Linked DNA regions of Mus musculus: regions 1 and 3 are each linked to region 2. The links are chromatin loops, found by intact Hi-C in ENCODE. Cell type or tissue: left cerebral cortex. All regions are shown on one strand. Links, peaks and the distances in the headings refer to the core of each region. The heading gives the core; the rest is flanking DNA.

Region 1 (5,565 bases), core at 441-5,440, 57 kb before region 2:
TTGGGGTAAAATTAAAGCCAGCCCTGGTGTGTCCAAGCCTGGCCTCTGGCCATGAAACAGCACTCACAACCTTTACAGTCAGGGCTCATGAGGCTGTAAGAGAGCCCACGAGACTGCAAGCCTAATTTCTCCTCTGCAGCAGTGGCTCAGGAACATACCAACGGCTCCATTTTTTTCCCAGGTTTTCAAGCCCTGTAGGGAAGACAAGTCCCAGAGTCCAAACTTTCCTTTTTTAAACTCTGAGAAAGAAAAGAGCTGTAGGACCCTCCCTGTTTTCTTCTAACCTTTATCTTTTCTGCTCTTAAATCATGAGGAGGCCCTGTTTTCTCTCCCAAAAGTACCTCCTAGGCTTCCTAAGTATCCCCTCCTGTGGCCTTTTCAGTAGCATTGTCCCCCACGTGTAGCCAGAGGTTAGTGATAATAGCCATCTCTCAGAGGCTCTTTCCAGGTGCTTTCTTGTTGTATTTCTGGACACTTGATAATGGTCTCCTTCTGCTCCTGTACAGTCTTCTCTCCCCACCACGAGCACTTTGTTCTTTGAGTTTCTTCCTTGTTGAACTTGCTCTTCCCACTGCTCTCATCCTTAAGTGCAAGTAGTGTTGTTCCCATTCCCATATGAGGTTTAGCTCTTCAGGCCAGAAATATGTGTGACTGAAAACTAACCCTGGTGCCTAAAGTAGAATAAGAAACAGGGATCAGGGAGCCTAGGCTGGGCCCAGTGAACTCTAGTGTCTGGAAATGAAGACTCATCTCAACAGATAACTGACACAGCAGTGAGTGGGTATCATAGAGCAGAGCTCTGCATAGGGACAATGAGGACACCATGGAAAAGTGGCCTCTGCTGGCAGTGCTCATTGCAGGCTGAGGGGGCAGAGGTTGACAGACTCCAGGTGTGGCTGGTAATTAGGTGGGTTGGCTGTGCAAGAGGACAAATGTTGTTCTGAGATGTGGGGACAGGGAGGTCCTGGACACTCACCAGCTGGTGCCTGGCTCTGCCAGACAGAGCAAAAGACGGGTTGGAGGTGCACCTCTAGAAAGTCCTGGGGTACGCTGGAGGCTTTGGAGACATGAGATGTCCAGCGAGCTGCCCAGGGCTCTGAGAAGTACACTAGCATTGGCTGTCTTTCTGGAGAGTGTGCAGTGTGAATGCAGCTACTGTCTGTCTTCTCTCTCTGTGTGAGGTAAGCTCCTGACACTCTCAGATTGACGACTAGTACATGTTACTTGAGAACAATTTGTATATTTTTGTCCCCACAGCAACCTAACATCAAACAGAAGTTTGTGGCCCTCCTGAAACGATTCAAAGTTTCTGACGAGGTATGATGCCTTATTTCCAGTTTCACTCCTAGGCCCTATATGGCCACTAGCAATCAGGGTTATGGGATCATGATTCCTATCGCTTGCATGCATAGCAGAGCCCCAGGAGAGATGGCATATGGAGAAGAGCATTACGTTTCTTGAAGAGAAAATGAGGGCTTCACATGAAGAGTGTGGTCTCATGGTATTTAGAAACACTTAGAACAGTCATATGTAACCATAATACTCGAGTCTCTGATAAGGGTAGCAGTGAAAGATTTGGCTATTGTTTAATTTGTCTTCATATCCCAAGGGCAGCTACAGTGAACAACATCCCAAGTGTGATATATCCTCATTGATCACCTCTGGGTAGAAATCCTTAGACCCTGGAGGTCCTGGCTTCATTCACCCAGGTTCCTAAGTAAACTAAAAGTGAGTAAAGATAGAAAATGTTGAGAAAGGGTTTTTGTCTCACTGTGGGCTGCAAAAAGTAGCTTACACCTGAATTTAAAGGACAGAGCAGGAAATGGGCTAGGCTACCAGATTGGGGTTTCTTGTATGAGTCCCTGGGAGGCACGCCAGCACTGTGTCTTCCCCCTGGTGCCGGCCCTGGTTTGGATACTGATCGTAACTGAGGGAGAAAGTAGCCCCAGCATGTCCCTGCTCTCAGAGGCTGACCATATAAGGTCACAAAGGTTACTCGAGTACTCGCACTCCGTTGGTCTAGAGGGACAGTGCTGCATGTCCCTCTAGGGGACACTGAGGGCACCACTGACAGATGACCTGGGAGACAGGACTTGCTCATCTAACCACAAGTGTTAATAGGGAGAACTCCAGACTCATAGATGTTTGTTTTGCTTACAGGTGGGCTTTGGGCTAGAACACGTGTCCCGGGAGCAGATTCGGGAAGTGGAGGAGGACTTGGATGAACTGTACGACAGTCTAGAGATGTACAACCCCAGCGACAGTGGCCCTGAGATGGAGGAAACAGAAAGCATCCTCAGCACCCCAAAGCCCAAGCTCAAGTGAGACCCAGAGCTCCTCCCAGGCCACCTCCCAAGCTCCCCTTCCCTCCATCATTGTGTCCCTTGCCTCCTCTCTCATTCACTCAGAGGACTGTAGCTTTTCATCATCTCCATGGCAAGAGTCCTGATAGGAATCTCTGCAGATCCCTTGACCAACTCCGTAGCATGCTACCCAACCAGTGTCTGCGAAGCCTGAGTTGCTGCTGAGCCTTGAGTGCTGATTCACTCAGCCTTGGGAGCTGCTCTCTGAGCTGCAGTCACCGCTGACAGCCACTGTGCTTCTTTGCTGCAGGCCCTTCTTTGAGGGGATGTCTCAGTCCAGCTCACAGACGGAGATTGGCAGTCTCAACAGCAAGGGCAGCCTCGGGAAAGACACCACCAGTCCTGTGAGCAGAACGATGGTGAAAAGGGTTGGGAGAGGGACCTGCCGTATTTGGGTTCTCACTCTGGGCCCTCTGCTTCTCTTAAATGTCACTCCTTTGGGGGCCTACAAAGTATCTTCAGTCTTCCTCCTCTGAGCCCTGCCTCGGAACCCTCCCTGAGAGCATGGGGCAGAGTGCATGCCATTTGGCCTATCGGGAAGAGAGTCTGCCTTCAGGCTACAAAAAGAATCAGGTATAAAAGGACAAAGTGATCTGTCCAGGAAACAGGGGAGAGCAATACGGTGGAAGAATGTACTGTTTAGTGAGTAGGTTTCATTCTGCCTGCTGAGCAGGAGAGCTGTCTGCTATGGCTCCTAGCAGCTGGTCAGAGACTGAAGCCTGTCGTTGTCAAGCCCTCCTCAGCCTTGCAGAAAGAAGCTGTTCATACCTTTGCCCACAACTAAAGGCAGACAGTCACCATATATAGTTTTAGAACCGAGCTCTGATGTGCTATTTAGAGCCATATTTTTCTGTTAATGAGAGAAACTGATTATCTCCAGTTCTTACTATTCTGGCATCAAATGAGGCATAATAATGTGTTCACAGGGGGAATACACATCTTACTCTGCAGTGGCTATTAACTGTGAGGAGATGAGCTGGCGGTGCCAGGCACTCCATCTGTCCAAAAGCAGTCTGTGGCTGGCCAGGCTCCTGTCCTGTGTGTGTGTGTACCTTCTTCTGGGGCATCTCAGCGACCTTTCTTCCTTCTGCCACCAGATGGAGCTGTCTCCCAGCTTATCTGTTTATTAAAGAACAGCTGGCTGCCAAGCCCACCTAGAACTGTACCACAGTAAGGAAGTGAAAGAAGGAAAACTGTGGCCAATGCTAAAAATTGCCCTTGGAGAAGCGTCAGCCTGCAGCTTGCAGATCCACCTTCCCAGCACCTTTCAAGCAGGTTCATAGTGGTTGAGAGCCAAAGAGGCAGTGTTTAGTGTGCTGCTAATATTGGGGCATGGCTCAGAACAGCTTTTCCTCACAGAGACCTGCCAGATGGCTACAGAAAGTCTCTGTCCTTGTGGATAAATAATTGACCACTAGAGCACTCAGAGCACCATCTCTGGGAAGAACCCCAGAGCCTGCTGAAGGGAAGATGATTGCACCGTGCTCTGTGAGTGATGAGCAGCGTGCTACTGTGACAGAGTATTCGTAAGGTGTTAACCAAGCCAGTGGTCATGAAGCAGTAAGCATAGAGTATGGCATACGTGAGTGTTCAGTAAATGGTCATGACCACTAAATGAGTAAGAGGAGCTGTTTAATATGGGGGGAAAGGTGTTTCTGCATTGGCAGAAGTTGACTATGTAGCCCTTGATTTGGCAAAAACAAACAAGGAAGCCACTTTTAATCCCAGCAGAGGTGGATCTTTGTAAGTTGGGGGCCAGCCTGGTCTACTTACTGAGGCCCTAGCTCAAACAAGGAAACAGAAAGCCTTCAACTGTAAGGGGTGAGTTTTCCAGAGTGAATCTTAACTCCATCTTCCCGCTGACTTGCTTCTTCTCAAGGCTGTTTCCTCATCTGCAACGCCTACATGGAAAACGTGTTCTCTAAAAAGCCATGTGGGAACGCTGTGAGATCCTGTGGGTCAGACTTAGGCAGAGTGTGCTGATTGATAGGCCTACTGAAGTACAGTTCTTTAGCACATCCCATTTTAGAGTTCCAAAACTGACAGACCATGAGTGTCTTCTGCGCAAGTCCTTCAATGCTAGTTCCCTTGGCCAGACCTCAAATCCGCTTTGTTGTCTCCCTGCTGAGATTTCTATTTTGAAGAGCCCATATGTCTGGGTGTGGGTGTAGAACTGTGGAATCCGTTGGGATGGAGGCACTTTGGGATGGTAGAACAAGGCTGTGCTCTTAACTTAAGGTAGATTAGGCAAAGGTGTGAGTGTTGGATCTAGTGGTTGCGCACTTCCTGTCTCACCTTGAGAGCCTCTCACCCCCATGGCTAAGCACTAGTTCTTTGTTTTGTTTCAGGATCGGGTCTGACTATGTAGCTCTGGCTATTCTTCTGGAACTTACAATGTAGACCAGGCTGGCCTAGAACTTAGAGAGATCTACCTGCCCTTGCACCCTGGAGTGCTGGGATTAAAGGCATGTGCCACCATGCCTGGCCTACTTTTTTTTTTTTTTAACTTTTTTTCTTTTTGTGGCACAGGGAATAGAACCCAGGCTTTATCTGAACTAAGGAATCTACCAGTGAGCTATGTCACCAACCTTGCTAATGTATTTTCTTTTTTTAAATTTTACTTTGTGTATGAGTGTTTTGTCTGTACATATGTATACATGTGTGCCTGGTGCCCACAGAAGTCTGAAAAGGGTGTAGGGTCTCCTAGAACTGGAGTTACACATAGCTGTGAGCCAGCATGTGGTGTCAGGAGCTGACCCTGAACAACTTCAAGAACAGCAAGTGCTCTTAACCCTGGAGCCAGTTCTCAAGACTTGTGGGGTTTCTTTTTAATTTCCTCCAAGGGAGTCTCACTGGGGAAACAAACTACTCTTTTTTTTTTTTTTTTTTTTTTTGCAAAGATTTATTTTATTTTATTTTATGTGAGTACACTGTAGCTGTCTTCAGATGCACCAGGAGAGGGCATCAGATCTCACTATGGGTGGTTGTGAGCCACCATGTGGTTGCTGGGATTTGAACTCAGGACCTTCAGAAGAGCAGTCGGTGCTCTTAACCACTGAGCCATCTCTCCAGCCCAGTTGTGGGGTTTCTTAATCTCCCACTTTTAGGCTCCAAATTCTTAGAGGATTCACTTTACTACTACAACAAGAAAGGATTTCTGCTGATACAGATTGTAGCAGTTGTTGAGTTTTCAACTCTTGAG
Region 2 (5,478 bases), core at 479-5,478:
AAACCTAGCTCCCACCTGGTCTCACTCTGACTCTCCAGCTTCCTTCTGATTCCTTCACATACGTGCCTTTTGTCTTTCATGTCCCTCACTCCTGGTCTGCCCTCACCCTGGCCTAGCCTCACACCTCACTCTTCAGAATGTCTCTTGTCTCATCTCAAATGGTTTCCCATTGGAGAGGGTTCTTGTACCTAGTTCTCTCCTGGGCTTTCCCAAGGGCCTCCTCTACCTGGTTCTTTCTCCTCTCTAGAACTGTGAGCCTCTGGCTTACTGTTGAGGTCTCTGCCGGCTCCTTCCAGCTGCCCCTCCTCCAATGCACTCAAACGGGTCCCATACAGGCCTGTCTCTCTGTTGTAGCTACTAGCATGCACATCTCCTGGTCTAATCCTCTTTTAAGTGTTCTCTTATCTGACTGCATCCAGCGTGCCTCCGTCCCCTCTTGCTTTACCTTTCTTGCTCTCCATTTCTTGTGTCTTTCTGGGACTTGCTGCCTCCCAGAAAGCACCCTGTCTCTTCCTTTGTCCTCCCCTCCTTCCTCTTTGACAGGTACTAGATCCTGAGCCCCCACAGGCATCTCCAGACACACACCATCTCCAGCCCAACCCCTCACTTTGCTCCAGTCTTGATCTAGGTCTCCCAGTTGGGTTTCTTGTCCTCTGCTCCGTTTCTCTCTTCCTCCATCACTTCGAATCCATTATGCGCTTCCTGTCCCAGGCCCCAGGGCCTTGGACAGTTCTGTGGGGGAAGAACAACTTGGGTCCTAAGAATTAGAAAAAATGGGGGGACCCAGGCAGGATAGCTAACTAGCTCCTGAAATTCAAGGAGCCCCTTCCCACTCACAACTCCACTTTCCCTGGTGGGGCCCTTCTTAGGAGCTCAGAGCCTGCCTAGGACAGTTGCATAGCAGCTGCGGGGGAGTCAGGCTGCATAAGACCTGGACCTTGCAAAGTGTCCAGGCCGAGATGAAGTCTCCTGAGGTTGGGAGCAGCATCTCTGTTCTCTCGACAGACCTTTCTGGGACCCCTTCCACTGTGAGGCACTGAGCTTTTCACCCATTTAGCTTGGTCCTCTTATCAGGCTTATCAGTAAAACCAGGGCTTGCACATGCAAAGTCCAGGAGAGAGAGCGTGGTCCTCAGGTCAAAGCTGTTCAGAAGTAAAACCCCAGGACCCACTAGTCACTAGGCAACCCTGGTGAATGACGTGTGTCAGCTGTCACAGTGGAGAATTGTTTGTTCCGGGGTTGGGGGTGGGGGGAGACGATGCTGAGTCAGCGCCAGGCAGCCTGGGGGGGGTGGGAGGCTCGACACCCTCTGCCTACTGGTGGTGCCAGTTCGGGGGCAGACAGACGGTACCCTTCCGCCCCTGCTGGACCCTGTTGCTGTATCTCTCAGGCAGGCAGCAGCCCAGAGTCAATGAGGAATTGGGGGAGGGGCTCCAGATGGCCCCAGCTCCCTCCAGGAAGCCCATGTTCTTTTCCTCTAAACCGTATGGGGTCTAGGATGTTTGGGGGTGGTGGGCCTGCTGCCTCATCCTGGAGCTACAGGGGAAGGAAAGGGACTCCCCTTCCCCCTCAGTCAGGCTTCTCTGCCAGCCTGCCTCCCCCAGGTTACCTGCAGTTCCTTCCAGGTCCACAGCTTCATCTCAAATATCTGCTCCCTCAGGAATTTCTGAATACACCACCATCCCCCAGACACAGACACACCATAATAGAAGGTATCTTGGGGCCTTCTACTGTCACTCCCCCTATCACACAGGCCCTTTGAAACTGGCTACTAGAGAGCAATGGGTAGCCATTTCCATGACTACCATCCTTCTCACTTAAGACCACCATGCAATGAACCCCTCCCTGGACACAAAGCAGGCCAGCCTGCCCTTCACTGATCTGCCCTTGTATGACAAAGTGGGTAGTACTTTTAACTGGGTTATAACTTTACTACCTAGTAGCCCTTGTGGCCCTGGACAAGATACCTAACCTGTTTTCTCATCTGTAAGTCAAAAATGAAAGCAATACTAGCACCTAAGTCATTAGGTTGTTACAGGGTTCAAGCTAATGAAGCCTGCTGCGTGTTTATCTTGGCTGTGACTGTTAGCCAGCTTGTATCCCCAGCATTCCTAAACTGTTGTCCCCATTTCCTGGCTTTACAAACCACTAGGACTCCCCCTACTCCTATGTTAAAATCTAGTCTTTGTTGGCCGGCTGGCCGGCCATCCTGGAACTAGCTCTGTTGACCCTACCACCCACCTTGCTCCGTTCCCTTTCTTCCTATTCGCACACCACCCAACCCCGTGAACCTGCTACTTTCTGAATGTTCTTTCAACCTTCTGTGCCTTTGTATCTGTTCTCACCACTGCTTGGACTGCATTTCTCCCATTTGTTCACCAAATGCTTAGTCAGCTTGAACCCCACCAACCCATATGGAGTGCTGCGCTACCCCTAACTCTGATCAGGAGTTCTCTTCCTAGGCCCTGGGGCTCTCCTTGGACAAGAACTGTGTACCAAACCTCTATGGTTCCTGTACTAGCATGAGAGGAGAGGCCATGTCTTGAAATGTACGGGGAGTGCAGTAGAAACTAGGCATTGTCGACTGCTGTGTGAGCCTGGAGCTACCATTCTTCTCCACTAAGAAATAAGCTCCACTCAACAGGGTCTCCACTTATATGTCCCTATTCCAAGGAAGGACAGGCATGCGTGGCGTGTGTGTGTGTGTGTGTGTGTGTGTGTGTGTGTCTGGAAGGAAGGGAGGTGTTACCATCCAGATCCCTCCAAGAAGCCTGTGTTCTTTTCCTCTGAGCCATCTGGTGCCTGGGGTGTTAAGGGTGGTGGGCCTGCCCCAACCCTGACAGGCACACGCCCCTACCCCCAGATCATAGCCTTTGATGAGCTGCGGACTGACTTCAAGAACCCCATCGACCAGGGGAACCCAGCGCGGGCAGTAAGTGATACATGTGCTGTGCTGAGGTGTGTCCGTCCGTTTGTCTTTTTGTCATAGTGGAGGGTGGGAATGGAGATCGGGAAGATGGGGGTGCAATGTGGAGGGCTGAAGAGGTGACCCTGTCCTTTCCTCCGTCCCCACCCCCGCAAACACCTGGAGCGGACTCAGGGCTCCGGTTCCTCCTGGTGGGGATGCCTTTTCCAGGCTCTGGGCCGTTGCCATGGAGATGCGGGTGAAGGCCCCTCCATGGCGACAGTCACCATGGGGACGGCGGGCTGCTTGCCTGAGAATACACCGCAGAGAGTTCTGGCGCCCTCTGGTGACCACGCCCGGGGCCGTGGGAGGCGCTCTGGTTTCTACTCCTTGGCTTCCCTTATCTAGGCTCTTTCCTTCCCTACAGCGCGAGCGTTTGAAAAACATCGAACGCATCTGCTGCCTCCTGAGGAAGGTCAGTGTGAGGAAGCGCCTGGCTAGTGCTGCTTGCTCTCTCGCTCTCTGTAGGCCACAGCAAGTCTTGCCTTTCTTTTGAGGCTATTTGGTCCACTTTGCCACCCAGGAGGGTGGGAATGGCTAGCCAGAAAGGCCTTTTAGTTCTGAGATCATGGTGGGTTGGCACTTCCCAACATCATTACCCCTCTGTGCCATTGGGTCCATCCTGGCACCAGACCACTGACTTCTCACCCTCACACCCCCCCCCAGCTGGTGGTCCCGGAATATTCCATCCACGGCCTCTTCTGTCTGATGTTTCTGTGTGCAGCAGAGTGGGTGACCCTGGGCCTCAACATCCCCCTCCTCTTCTACCACCTCTGGAGGTGAGGGCAAGCAGTTACCTCGGGGACATAAAGATGGGGGCAGGGCAGGATGGGGGTCAGATCTGGTTGGCCAGAGGGGGGCACTCAGGCCTCCCTCGCACCAGGTACTTCCACCGTCCTGCGGATGGCTCTGAGGTCATGTATGATGCGGTCTCTATCATGAATGCTGACATCCTCAACTACTGCCAGAAGGAGTCCTGGTGCAAACTCGCCTTCTACCTGCTGTCCTTCTTCTATTACCTGTACAGGTGAGGCTGTGGCCACACAGCAGTTGGGATCCAGGCAAGGGGCATCCCCAGCTTTGGGCCCTTAGTTCCCGGGTCCCTCTTTTTGCCTTTGAGGATGATAGACAACTCAGGGCATGACTGAAGGGTGGCAGGCTTTCTCAGGTACACACGTTCACAGCCTCATCTCCCCCACAGTATGGTTTATACGTTGGTGAGCTTCTAAGGGGGAAGCCGGCCAGGGAGCAAGCCCAGAACGGACCGGACGCCTGTGCACCCCCAGCCCTGCCCCTCTGGCCACAGAGGCCTCAGCCCTGGGGAGGGAGGAGGCACTGGTGCCTCCAGCCTCTCCACCCCCCAAACTGCTGCTGCGGGGACCCCCGCCTTCAGAGCTCTCCCCTTCTGACTAGGGCCAGGCAAAGCTCTAAACGGGTGGGGGCTTCTCTGCTAGCCTGCAGCTAGGCATGGCAGTTGTCCTGGAAGGGGTAGGACTTCCGGTTTTGTCCGCTCCAGGGGAATTTGGGCCCTGCCAACAGGCAGACCTTGATCCTGGAAATACTGGGCAGCCCACCTTGGCCCTCACCCTGAAGCTCCCCGTGCAGGTGGGGGGGCACCTACACCAGGAATGAGCAGGCTCAACATGGGGGCAGCCCCATCCCTAGTCTGCCCTCCCCCCTCCCCAGGCTCTCTCTCCAACCCAGTCTCTACTTATCCCAAATCCAACCTACCCTGTCCCTTGGACCTATTTTCTATGTTGCCTGGAGGAGTCCAGCACCCCATCCCCTGACATTTGTGACAAAATATGAATAAACTACTGAAAACACACAAGCCCCAATTCTGCTTCTGGAAGGCTTGAACACATAGGGTTAGGTGGAATATTCTAGAGGTGACAACCCAGAGCTAAACCCCAGCACTGTGAGCCTTGCCCTACTTGCTCTGGGCTTTTCTGGAACCCTCTCGGATGAATCTGAAGCCTTGGAAGTCTCCTTGTAGCCACCCTTCCATCTTCCCTTTCCAGCTGTGTCCGATGCGACCCTTCCAGCTGTTTTTCAAAGCAGTATAAAAGATGCCTCGAGGATGCTCTCCCAGAATCCGCTTACCCTTCTCTTAGAAGCCTGAAGCCTAGTCCCCTGGGCAAAGCAGATACCTATGGCTTCCCCTCAGGTCCCAGGAACCAGGGTCAAGCCAAGTTAAGGAAACCAAATCTTCAATGTATGGAAAAATGAGTGCCACCTAAGGACCAGGGATCACCGGACCAGGTGGAAGGTCAGCCAGTATATGATGAGGGGCTGGAAGGCAGCTGCTCCCAGGGTCAGGTAGAGCTGGAGACGCTGCCGAGGGGCTGGGCCCCCCATGCTGTCAGGGCCTGAAGCTGCAGTCCGCAAAGATCGTACCTGGAAGAGAGGAGAGCTGAGTGGGCTAGGAAGGGGAATGTGTCCCAGAGGAGAGGGGGAGGGGCCGCCCCACACTCACAATGAAGTACATAAGCGCAGATGATGTCCAGGCCAGG
Region 3 (5,565 bases), core at 161-5,160, 45 kb before region 2:
GCAGCTCAAGAGCATGAGGAGCAGCCTTCTCCTTTCCTGTAGCCCCCAGCTATTGCCCACTGTGCAGATCCCCTTTCCAGGTGATGGTCATTAATGGAGGTGTACCCTGTGTGGCCCTCTCTCTCTTCAGGATAGTTTCTGCAGCTAAAAGTAAGGTCAAAGTGGCTGGTATGTGGGCCAGCTCTGCTTATAGAGACGACATAGGCAATAGAGAGTGCCACTGATCAAGCTCTTGTTGAGTGAGTGACACTGTACCAGCAGGTATTGCCATTCCACCCACTGGTGATGCTAGCTAGCATCAGAGTCCAGCTCAGGAAAGAGAGGACTGTGCTTTGGTTTATGATTCCTTTAAGCCATGGCCATCAGGATCTTAGAGTCCTTTCTTCACTTCAGCTCTGAGGGTCTTGGCTTGGGACTCAGGAGGACCTCTCTGAGGAGCTATAGGGCTACTAAAATAGACACATTCCTCCTGGCTTTTCTGCAGAGCCACTGGACGTGGTGGGTCGTGTGATGCAGTATGTCAATGGAGCTACCACAACACACCAGCTGCCTGTGGCTGAAGCCATGTTGACCTGCAGGCATAAGTTGTAAGTCTAACATTAGGAGTTTTCTAAAAACAGATTGGGTAGGTTAGAGGAACCTTGAGTTCTTTGATTTTTCACATTTTGTTTTTCACCATTCCATTTCCTGTTGGAGAGGCCCTAAAGGATGTGCATGCCTCCATGCCTGCACCTTCTCCTGCAGAGGCATCAGTTGTTGTCCTCACTGGTGACTGAAATCAGATGGCAAGTATGAGCAGAGCTGTTTGCACAGCATGCTCTCTGCCTCTGTTCTGTGCTCTACTCTGTCCTCAATGAGTGGCCACCCTGCAATGTGACAGAAAGTGGTAGCCTTGTGTTCTGGATCCCACTGAGCAGGATACAGTGTGGGAAGCTTATTTCTCCAGCACTCCTCAAGCCCACTGATTGTAAATCTTTCCTGTTTCCCACAGCCCTGATGAGGACTCCTACCAGAAGTTCATCCCCTTCATTGGCGTATGTACTTGCTTCCCCCTTCTGACCCCAGCATCCTGGCCCCTTACTTCCCCTCTATACAAGAAAATGCTATGTGTGCTGGCATACACCATTAAACCCAGAACTCTGGAGGCAGAGGCAGTAGGATGTCTGTAGCTAAACTTGAACTTGTGATCCTCCTGCCTCAGCTTCCTAAATGCTAGGCTTACAGAGGGACATCCTTTCCCAAATCAAGAGCTACCCCAGATTAGTTACTGGGTTCTCCTGTTTATTGTGCCAAGCCCTGAACTTGGGGCCTTGGACTGCTGAAGCTTATTCCACAGTGTAGCTGGTCCAGGTTCAGGGAGGGGGAAGTGGCCTCAGAAATAGTGAAACTTGCCATTCTCACAAGTCTAAAACCAGCTACCTCACAGGGTAGACTTGGAGGAAGAGCCTCTCTGTTGCAGATGTATATATTAGTGAATTAGTGAAATTGGAGTAAATTTATCTCAGAATAAAGCAAGATCCTCATGGATGCCTTTGGGGTCAAGTGTATTGGATTTTGGTATTCTTCCCTTAGCAATGACATGATCTCAGGAGCCTTGGAATTCAAGAAGCCAGAGCACTCTACAGAGGGCTGAAAACTGGTAATTCCATTCAGAAGGCATTGTGATTTCCTTTCAGAGAGTTGACTTTTGTCTCCTGTGATCTTGAAGCTCTCTCAGAATCTTTACAGGGAAGAGCTAAGCAGACCTGTTTTAACTGGTCCTGCGTTGGAAGGATGTCCTGAGTGACCTCATCTGGGGAGATGGGCAGGCTTCCTCCAGCCGCCTAGTCAGGCACTGCCGCTTGCCTAGTCAGGCACTGCCGCTTAGCCTCTGGAAAGCTCCTATTGCTGCATGGCAGTCCAGAGTCCCAGCTCCCACACAGGCTGGCGGCAGAGCTGCTGCCTTCATGGAACTAGGGATGTGAGAACACTCTCTGTGCTCTCAGAGTGAGTGACATTAAAGAAAAACTATTCCAGCGGCCACAGCTCAGTGACACAGCACATACATAAGACCCTGGGTTCTACTTGCGGCATCTAAAAAGAAAAAATTAACCACAAGATCTAGCAGCTTGCCAAACTGCCAGGGGAGTTAGGGAGATGATAGCTGTATCCAGGAAGGCCCAGGATGTCACCTGGACCCACCCCACAGGTACCACCTGAGAGGGGAACATAGCATTTGCTGCAGCAACCCCAGCCCAGCCCTGCCCTGAGCCTCCAGCACAACTGCTCTGCTGGATGGGCTGGCTCAGGTGCCAGAACACCTGTCATTTAGAACACAGAATACAGTAACCAAGTGTTTCTGGCTGTATTTTTTTTTCCGGCCACTGGAGGGCACCTTCCATCTTCTCCAGAATTCGTGAGACATACTCTCCAAGGGTACTTCAGATTCTAGGAAGTAGGATGTGGAAAAGTTGTAGCTATACCTTCAACAGTCCACTTGTCTTGACACAGAGCCTAGACACCCTTGAGATATACTTATTCCAAAGCCAATATGGCTTTAGAAGAAATGAGATCAGGACACTGCCTTCAAAGTTGGCTCTGCCATAGTCCCCAGAGAAGGGCTACCACGTCTCATGGGCCTACCTCACAGGACTGGGCTTCTTTCCTTTAGTTTTATGGTTCCAAGGATGGAGACCAGAACCTCTTTATATCACCAAACCCACACAGTAGTCTTTCTTTTTAAGTTGTCGGCTGTTTCAGACGTGTAAAGATTTTTTAGTCATTGACAAAACACCATGTAGTTATGGTTGTACTGCTGGCTACATGTTGGTTATAGTTGGATTGGGGCTTGCTACCCTGACAGAGGACCTAACAAAAGCCCCATCTCTACAGGTTGTGAAAGTGGGCCTTGTTGAAGACTCGCCCTCCACTGCAGGTAAACTAGAGTGCCTTTGCTTCTGAGTGAGACCATGCTTTCCCAGCACTCTGTGCTGTAATTGGCTGCATGTGCTCACGGAGGCAGTTGAGCGGGAAGGTCTGGGTCATTCCTCAGAGGAGACCCTGGGGCCCACTGAAAGGAAAGCACACCTCCTGCCACCAGCAGGTCAAGGGTGACTGCCTCTGGCCAACTGTGTTTGTCCCTTTGACAGGTGATGGGGACGATTCACCTGTGGTCAGCCTTACTGTGCCCTCCACATCACCACCCTCAAGCTCAGGCCTGAGCCGAGATGCCACAGCTACCCCTCCCTCGTCCCCATCCATGAGCAGTGCCCTCGCCATCGTGGGGTAAGGTTCCTTCCCACGCTGACTCCCTTCCCAGGCATGGCACCCTGGCCCAGCATAGCCATGCTGGGTGAGAGCACTGGCTGAGGTGGAATCCAGAGACGGGTCATAAGGCGGCGGAGACATTGAAAGAAGGTTTACTGCAGTTTGATTCTTCTTGCTTTGCCTTCATCACTGTAGGGTCAGCTGTGCCTGTATTGATATAGTGGCTCTAGCGGGCTGTTAAAGTATTGTTCAGGTAGCTTCTAATAGAGTCTCCTAGGGCAGTGGTTCTCAACTTGTGAGTCATGACCCCTTTCACAGGGGTTGCCTAAGACCATCAGAACATATAGGTATTAGCCAGGCAATGGTGGTGCATGCCTTTAATCCCAGGTCTTGAGAGGAAGAGGCAGGCAGATATCTGTAAGTTTGATGCCAGCCTAGTCTATAGAGTTCCACCATAGCCAGGGCTACACCACAAAAAAAAAAAAACAACAGTCTCAAAAAAAACAAACAAAACCAAAAAAAAAAAAAAAAACCCCACAGATATTTATGTTACAATTCCTAACAGTAGCAGAACTATACTTATGAAGTAGCAGCAAAAATAATTTTATGGTTGGGGGTCACCACAACATAAAAAGCTGTATGAAAGGGTAGCAGGATTAGAAAGGCTGAGAGTCACTGTCCTCGGGACGCCTGGGTCAAGTGGCACCATCCTGTGTGCACTATGGTGACTTTGGCAGGTTACTGAGCTTCAGTTTCTGCTGTGTGTGCAGGTGATATGACCACCTCACAGGAATATTGTCAGTTCCGAGTGGCAGCAGTGTCAGTGTGGGACATGCTTCAGAGTGGCACCCTCTGTGTACCTACCTGATGGGAGCCCCTGGAGCTATAGCAGCCAATGGCTCAGGTCCAGGTTGGGCCTGCAGTGCTGAGATGGCAAAGACCTTGTCACTGAGATTGCTGGGAGTGGTGGAAGGGAGAATTTTTCTTTACAATCTCAGGTTCAGGGAGGTAGCCAACAAGCTGGTTTTCTGCCATGTCTGAGGGAGGGCTAGGGAAGGTGTCATGAGGGCAGAGGACAAAGACTTTCAGGCAAGAAAAGCTAGGTGTGGCCAGGCACAGAGAACAGCATCTTCACTCTTCTGTCGTCACCATCTCCCCCTCTTCACGTCACAGCTCAAGAGGGGGCCGTTGCCAGTGGCTTTTCAGAAGTGCCCATGACAGTATCGTAACTTTGGAGGAAGGCATGGGCCCTAGAGCTAGTGTTCAGCCCTTCTCCTCCTTATATTCCCTATCATGGTCTTCTACTGTCATGGAAGAGACAGTTTAGGAATGCAGCCACACTCTGCCTCAGCAATCTAGTACTTTTAAGCTTGTAGGAAGCCTCTTTTCTCCTATTTTTTCATCCACTACATGAAAGGCTTCTATCCAGCTTGGATTTGAGGACTGGGACCAACCCCTACCTTGACCTCTTTTCTCATCCAATTTAAATTTGTTTTTTAATGGAGCCACCAAAATGAGGCAGAAGGAAAAGTCGGATGACTTTCATAGCCCGGCACCTATTGTGTCTGACGCCTCCTTTCAAGAAAACACTCCATTTTCCCCAGGAGCTAAAATTATCACTGAGCTAAAAGTGCCATACAAAAGCAAAGGTGCAGGGTGGCATCCCTTTGGCTGCCAAGGCGTCCTTGAAGCCATGGTGCTGTTTTAGCCCCTGCTCCCTGCTTTGCTCTCCAGACAGCTGCCTGCTCTGGGCCTGGGCTTGTTTGCTTGCATGTGTGCACACTCTTTCACAAAGCTTTCTCTTCTTCCCTTGTTTTATGAGTTTTGATTTCCTCACTGTGACTTGGGCTTTTATCTTCTTCTGTCTTTGTTCTCAGATTCTGTGTGACTGGAGGAAGCAGAGCCAGCTGGCTAGCCTTTTTCTCTTATTTCCTGCTCCCAAAAGCAGTCTCTCCCATCCCTCATTGGGCTTATGTGGTTAGTCACTGAAGTCAAAGCCAACATTTTGTTTCTATTTCACTTCTCCAGGAGCCCAAATAGCCCATATGGGGATGTGATTGGTCTCCAGGTGGACTACTGGCTGGGCCACCCTGGGGAGCGAAGGAGAGAAGGTGATAAGAGGGATGCCAGCTCAAAGAACACCCTCAAGAGTGTCTTCCGCTCGGTGCAGGTTTCTCGCCTGCCACATGCAGGGGAAGCCCAGCTTTCTGGCACCATGGCAATGACTGTGGTCACCAAAGAGAAGAACAAGAAAGGTAGGCCAGGGAAGACACCAGATCAGCAGGCCTCACTGGCCTCCCCTCCAAGCCCCTGTCCTAG

Evidence for each region. Hi-C counts contacts between places; a loop is a spot of excess contacts. Peaks named below come from ENCODE experiments on the same cell type or tissue, not always from the same donor. Only the 100,000 strongest peaks of a DNase experiment are listed, where the experiment ranks them.
Region 1: it touches region 2 in a loop (8-fold over the local background); 18 of 42 quality-filtered maps call a loop at or near these places.
Region 3: it touches region 2 in a loop (2.7-fold over the local background); 27 of 42 quality-filtered maps call a loop at or near these places.

What each region holds. Positions count from the first base shown.
Region 1 is chr19:5,149,416-5,154,980 of GRCm38, reverse strand. Pacs1 (phosphofurin acidic cluster sorting protein 1) reads left to right here. Exons shown (of 24, transcript NM_153129.3): 8 at 1,258-1,317; 9 at 2,161-2,321; 10 at 2,614-2,707. Among named protein-coding and RNA genes, the nearest start is that of Gm30840, 27 kb to the right of the region's middle. In left cerebral cortex, for the core only: CTCF peaks have their summits at 3,454 (motif pointing right) and 5,322 (motif pointing right); DNase peaks (open chromatin) are centred at 3,086, 3,463, 3,822, 4,417 and 1 more place; H3K27ac peaks cover 2,740 bases.
Region 2 is chr19:5,092,186-5,097,663 of GRCm38, reverse strand. It overlaps Yif1a (Yip1 interacting factor homolog A (S. cerevisiae)), which reads right to left. Exons shown (of 8, transcript NM_026553.4): 7 at 5,442-5,478; 8 at 4,785-5,362. The coding sequence ends at 5,216. It overlaps Cnih2 (cornichon family AMPA receptor auxiliary protein 2), which reads left to right. Exons shown (of 6, transcript NM_009920.4): 2 at 2,864-2,932; 3 at 3,333-3,380; 4 at 3,632-3,744; 5 at 3,849-3,992; 6 at 4,167-4,796. The coding sequence ends at 4,194. Among named protein-coding and RNA genes, the nearest start is that of Cnih2, 3.6 kb to the left of the region's middle. In left cerebral cortex, for the core only: a CTCF peak has its summit at 3,249 (motif pointing left); DNase peaks (open chromatin) are centred at 3,217, 3,635, 4,166, 5,420 and 3 more places; H3K4me3 peaks cover 2,718 bases; H3K27ac peaks cover 3,557 bases.
Region 3 is chr19:5,136,629-5,142,193 of GRCm38, reverse strand. It overlaps Pacs1 (phosphofurin acidic cluster sorting protein 1), which reads left to right. Exons shown (of 24, transcript NM_153129.3): 18 at 485-587; 19 at 992-1,034; 20 at 2,872-2,914; 21 at 3,129-3,264; 22 at 5,275-5,501. Among named protein-coding and RNA genes, the nearest start is that of Gm30840, 14 kb to the right of the region's middle. In left cerebral cortex, for the core only: a CTCF peak has its summit at 2,366 (motif pointing right); DNase peaks (open chromatin) are centred at 1,921, 2,359 and 5,082; H3K27ac peaks cover 1,623 bases.